Linked DNA regions of Homo sapiens: region 1 is linked to region 2. The links are chromatin loops, found by intact Hi-C in ENCODE. Cell type or tissue: sigmoid colon. All regions are shown on one strand. Each heading gives the region's core, and the rest is flanking DNA. Links, peaks and the distances in the headings are about the cores only. Region 1 overlaps CDIN1 (CDAN1 interacting nuclease 1). Region 2 overlaps CDIN1 (CDAN1 interacting nuclease 1).

What was found. Peaks named below come from ENCODE experiments on the same cell type or tissue, not always from the same donor. Only the 100,000 strongest peaks of a DNase experiment are listed, where the experiment ranks them.
Region 1: a loop joins it to region 2, with 2.3 times the contacts of the local background. A loop is called at or near these places in 2 of 110 quality-filtered maps.

What each region holds. Positions count from the first base shown.
Region 1 is chr15:36,651,162-36,654,092 of GRCh38, reverse strand. The region is part of intron 3 of CDIN1 (CDAN1 interacting nuclease 1); the gene reads right to left. Among named protein-coding and RNA genes, the nearest start is that of CDIN1, 73 kb to the right of the region's middle. In sigmoid colon, for the core only: no CTCF peak of the experiment used is centred there; no DNase peak of the experiment used is centred there.
Region 2 is chr15:36,600,379-36,603,309 of GRCh38, reverse strand. The region is part of intron 1 of CDIN1 (CDAN1 interacting nuclease 1); the gene reads right to left. Among named protein-coding and RNA genes, the nearest start is that of CDIN1, 22 kb to the right of the region's middle. In sigmoid colon, for the core only: no CTCF peak of the experiment used is centred there; DNase peaks (open chromatin) are centred at 1,129 and 1,529; H3K4me3 peaks cover 534 bases.

The DNA of each region.
Region 1 (2,931 bases), core at 333-2,832, 51 kb before region 2:
CAAGACAAAGCCAAGTGGTAATGCAGTGACAAGAAAAGGCCAGCATAGACTTGTCAGCATCCCCTGTGTGTATACATGTTTCTCCTGGACAAATGCCACGCTCAACTCTAGTTAAAGTAAGCTACTTTCATAGGAAAGCACTGAAGGGAAAAACATAACACAAACAACTCACCTCAAAACCACTGGCAACTAAGAAGCTGAAGGTGGGGGCAGAAGGTGTAAATACTTAGGTCTCCCTTGTTTTCTTTCACCTCCTACCATATAAAGTGAACAAGAGGAACTATCCATATCACTCTGCCTTGTCTCTACCACAGACAACCATTGCATGGAAAGGAAAGAAGTTGACTTATATAGTTTGAGAAAAGCATTCATGCACCCATCTTGCCTTTTCCTTTACCTGTTTCACAGGGCTGCTTGACACCTTATTAAGAAAACGATGGAACAGACATGTCATCAGTGGGTCAGCACACCTGTGACAGGCAATACAAGCCATCACCTTATCTGCCCTAGATTTGTGGAAGAACCTCCAGCTCTCATTATCCTCTCACTCCACTGGAAAAAAACACACAACTCCCCAAAATCCCCAAACAAAACAAAACCCCAGACATGGAAGCTGGGGGGATTTTTTTTTTTTTTACAAAAATTTGAATGTGTCATTCCCCTTGTTATAACACTTCAAGGCCCCACATTAAATCTCAAGATTAAATTATAACCATTTAACAGCTCTTGTAAGGTTCTTCATAATCTGGTTTCTACCTACTCTACTCTGCCAGCCTCATCTCTAGTCACTGTCTCCCGCTCCCATCCCTCACCTGGATAACTCATGATTCAATTCAGATGTCACCTTCTTCGATCCACTACCATATAAGTTAAGTGCTCCTCATATGCAATCGAGGAATACCCTGTACATCTTTCTATCATGTAACGTAGCATATTGTATTTGCCTATTACTTGGCTACCTCAAACCCATCCCCCACTGTAATGTTGAAAGCTTCATGAAGGTTGGAGAATTGTATTTTATTTAATTTATTATGCCTACCAAGTACTTTGTTTATAGTAGGTGATTATATAATAAAAAATCACCTTATACTTTTCCTTTAACAAATGAAAAATTAAATAATTTTTAAAAACCATATTGGACAAGAAAGCAGAATTAGGTATGGAAATTTTCCCTACAGTATATTATTTAAGTGAATAAGCTCTGGGTATTTGTCTGACAGTAATAAAGTCAACAGGTGAGGTCTTCCATATAACTGCCAGAAGTAGGTACTAAATTATATTATTTCATGAGTATATTTATAAAGTTGTATAATTTTCCTGTAAGCAAAGTGGGGTAACAGCAAATTATTTAAGGTGGGGAGAACCTCTGGATCATTGTAACTTCAAAATAATTCTAACAAAGCAATTTTCCACATATTGGGGCCACCCTTGAATGTATTATTTGGGAAACCAATTGGAAAATAAGGACGTTCAGAAGCAAGAGGAAAAAATAAATAAATAAAACAAGGCAAATGTGCTTTAGAGAAAGGTCCCTGGGAAACAGGTCCGTTAAGAACCTCACATCAATTTCTCACAAACAAGGCCACTGCACTGATACCACCCAAGGAACCAGCAATCAGTTCAGTCAAGTCAGACCAGCTGATTGTGTGCCTGTAACCACCAAGAGTGCGTATTTACTATGGTTTCTGATTCTGGGTCAGCGTATTTAAGCCTATACCAATATTGGGATATCTTTACAGCTTTCTACTTCAGTTTCAGTTACCCGACAAGTATTTTGGAGCGCTATGTGTCAGGCCTTATTCCAGGTTCTGAAGAAGCAACAGCAGGAAAAAAAACCATTCATGGTCCCATCATCACAGAGATTATATTACAGTGGTGACACAAACAATAAAAAGGCAGGGAGATAAATATACAGTATAATGGTATATGCTAGAATAAAATGTAAACTTAGATGGGTTGTTCAGGAAGCCCCTCTCTGAGGGAGTGACACTCGAGTAGAGATCAGCATGAAAAGAAGGAGCATGCCATGGTGAGAGCTGACTGCAAACAGTGAAAGAGTAGCAGCTAGATGCCAGACTACCTTTTATACCAGAGATCTGTTGCTTTAAGTCAAAATGACATGGCTTCATGTAAAAGTTGCATCAATCATTATCCTGCTAATGACCAGTGAAGAACTTCTATCAAGTTTAAAGAAACAGAAGATGATTAAACCATAACTACAATCCTCTGTATCTATATAGTCTGGATAATATTAAAAGCATGACCATACTTAATACTGTGGAAATTCCTAATTATGAGGTTGTTAAAGCTTCCCAGTTGGTCATATAAAGAAACCAAACCCCAGGGCACTGATAAAACCCATCTGGGCTCTCTTAGCTGGTAAACAATAAAGCTATAGAACCCTGAAATAGAACCCTGATCCCTCGAGGCCTAGTGAGGTGCCACATACATTGAACATGGTGGATCTGCTCTAAATTTATTTGTTTTCCAATCTGTTTCCCAACTATACCTGTAGCACCTCATAAGTGGTAGGAAAAAAAATTAAGTTTAATTTAAGGTTATATTTGTCTTTTCTGGAAACTTTAATTATCCCCCACATCAAAGTGACAGATCAGGCTCTATTTAAATTTTCAGATATGTAATCAAAGGGACATACTAATTACTGAAAATATTCCATAAAGACATAATTAGAAAATCCTAATGGTACCTTTCTCTGCATCCTCATCATGATCTTGTGCAAACTTATAGCATTGCACTTTTCACACTGGTATAATGGTTTGCTTCTGTCTCCAGTTACCCTGAATGCTCTTTGGGGTAGGGCTACACAAATGAATGTTGAACCTTCATCCAACCCTGGCAAACATCCAAATTGCAACTGGGATATACAGATGTCATTCTCAATACTACATTAAGGTGACGTGGGCTCCATTC
Region 2 (2,931 bases), core at 258-2,757:
CCTTATAAACAACCACCAGAGAGACGGGTAACGGAAACAGGTTAGTTAAAGGGAATGTGTCTTTAGCTTCTGAGTAGTCAGTCTACATTTGGGGAGCACAGAGAAAAGGTGGGCATAAAATAAGGGCTAATAGTTAAGGAAGGAGAGTCTGCACTTACTAAGTACAAGGATAAAGTAACAAAATAAACTTTTTCAGCTAAAAGAAGGAGCTAATTTACTCACATTATCTTTGGCCAAAGTAATAATCCCAGAGGAGTGTGATTTGTATATTTAGCACCAATGATGCTGCCATGGCTCAAAAACACAACTTACCTTTTTTTTTTTTTGAGACGGAGTCTCTGTCACCCAGGCTGGAGTGCAGAGGCATGATCTCGGCTCACTGCAAGCTCTGCCTCCCGCATTCACGCCGTTCTCCTGCCTAAGCCTCCCAAGTAGCTGGGACTACAGGTGCCTGCCACCACGCCTGGCTCATTTTTTGTATATATATTTTTTTTTAGTAGAGACGGGGTTTCACCGTGTTAGCTAGGATGGCTCGAGCCTCGATCTCCTGACCTCGTGATCTGCCCGCCTCGGCCTCCCAAAGTGCTGGGATTACAGGCGTGAGCCACTGCGCCCAGCCCAACTTATCTTTAAGAATCACTTTAGAACCACTTTACCAGTTACACAAGAAAACCAACTTCACAGTCACATCTCACATCTCACCAAAATACAGGGTGGCCACCACGTCTAGAAACACAGATAAATACAATAAAGGATTTATTGTTATTGAATTATAACACATGGCAAAATAATTATGTCTCTAGAATTTATGGTCACCTAGTAACATCAGCCCCCTTATTTTTCAAACTTAATAATGCCTTTTGTCTCCATTCTCAAAAGTACCAAAGACACTGTGTCACACACTCCAAAAATACTTGCCAAAAGAGAAGTCCCAAAAGTGTTTTTGCTATCATTACAATGTGTCCGCAGTAGGAAATAGTATTCATTATAGCACTTTTAAAACTGTGAGCCATTAATTTATAGTTGCAATACATGTGAGGGAAAATAAAAGTTTGGTTATTGGAGGACATTAGAAGAGTTAAGTAGAAGACAAGATGCAGGCGCTGATAGCCTGGCAGGCACAGGGCACACCACCAACCAAAACCATCAGCCCCTTCCACTGGAGTGGCTGGAAGCGTTCACGCTGAGCACATACGCTTAAGAATTCACAGTAAGTGAAATTCAAACTCTTTCCCTCTTACTGTTACATAATAATTTTTCAACACCCTAACAAGATTTTTCATGTCTTCCTAATCCCAATTAGGAATAATAGTAGCTTTATCACTATGAATACAAAAAAAAATTGAGAGCTGCTATCGATAAAACCCTGAGTGTTTTGGTGTATGGTGCAAGTTAATGATTCAGTGATGCTATGATCGTGTCAGGTTCATGACGAATTTTCAGAGAGCAGCCCAGAAAAGTCAATCAGCACTGCTGTCTATTTTTATGATGCTGGAGGCAGTACAATGGTAGAGCTCACTAGCACTGTGTGCCAGGCAGGACACGAGGATTTTACTCATACGGTTAGGAATTCCAGTCCCAGAGAAGGCCAAAAGCAAAGGTCTAATGTAGACAGTTAAGATAAAGCAGCTTAGCTTGAAGAGGAAGCTAAAAATGTTCTGCTTTGGAAACTGCCATATTTGTGACCTCATGGCAGACTGAGAAAACCAAAGAGCTCCAGAAATCACACAAGTAGTTAGTTCACTGGGGTTTTACAATGCCCTGTGGCTGCTCAGTTGTGAATCCCCTGAAAAAACAAGTTCATGAGGTTTAATAATAGGTGACAGATCACCTCAGTAGGTCGTTTTGCAAAAATATCCATGCCAAAGACCACAGAGGTACCTGTTGGACATGGTCAAGGGTGGTAAGTATTACACTAGTCTCCATCTGAATCATGTAAGCTACAAGCCTAAGACTACGAAAAGAAAATGGGGTATAGAAAAAGGACAAATCTCCAATCACAAATCTACCTTGATTCCAGCCACTAAAATTTCACATAAAGGTCCCTTTTCAGTCCAAGTTACCCCGTGCTGAAGGGTAGGACAGTTACACATCGTACCTAGTCTCAACCCCTAATGAAATCCCAGTTGGTAAAGTCATTCACATTCTAAAAGGGAACCAACTCCTCACACTGCAGAATGTTAGCACTGCACAATAATCCACAGTTAAGTAAACTCTGAAAGGAACCTTTTACTTTTTTTTTTTTGATACCCCTACTTGGGACATCAAAACACTGTAGCATTACTTCCTAAAAATAATAGAAATTATGTTGAATCACATGAAACAAATTTACTCTCACTCACGAATAAAAGTCAATCACTAACTTAGAATTAACCATTGAAATAGGAAAAATGACATAAAAATGGATTGAAAAGTCTATCTACAAATGTTAAGGTTAGCATTCATCTAGGATCCATTTCTTTTGTCCAGTTTTACATCAAAGTTTCATAAACTACTGAAAACTATACTTTGATGGAAAACATGCCTCCAATACTAGTTCTCCTGGTATAAATGGTCCCAGAATTTATGTCTTTGACATGTGGCCACGGATTTTCACACTGCCACCAAAGTATTCAGTTAATATACAAATTTCTACTAAACCAAGCCATAAACAAATCTTTAACTGAAAAGCTCTGTCTACTCGTTTATAATCTGTTACCTGGAAAAAAAGCAGAAGGTCTCTCTAGCCACCTAATCACCATATCAATGACACATGCCACAAGAGAGAAGCACTAGTTTATTTGATTGATCATGGTAGATAAACTCCAAATAACAGAGAAATTAACAAATGCTTGACATTTGCTCAACATCCATTATTCTGACACTGCTTTCAGAATTTCAAAGCCTGGGAGTATGCTTAATCAACATTCATATTCCCTCGTGAACTACAGG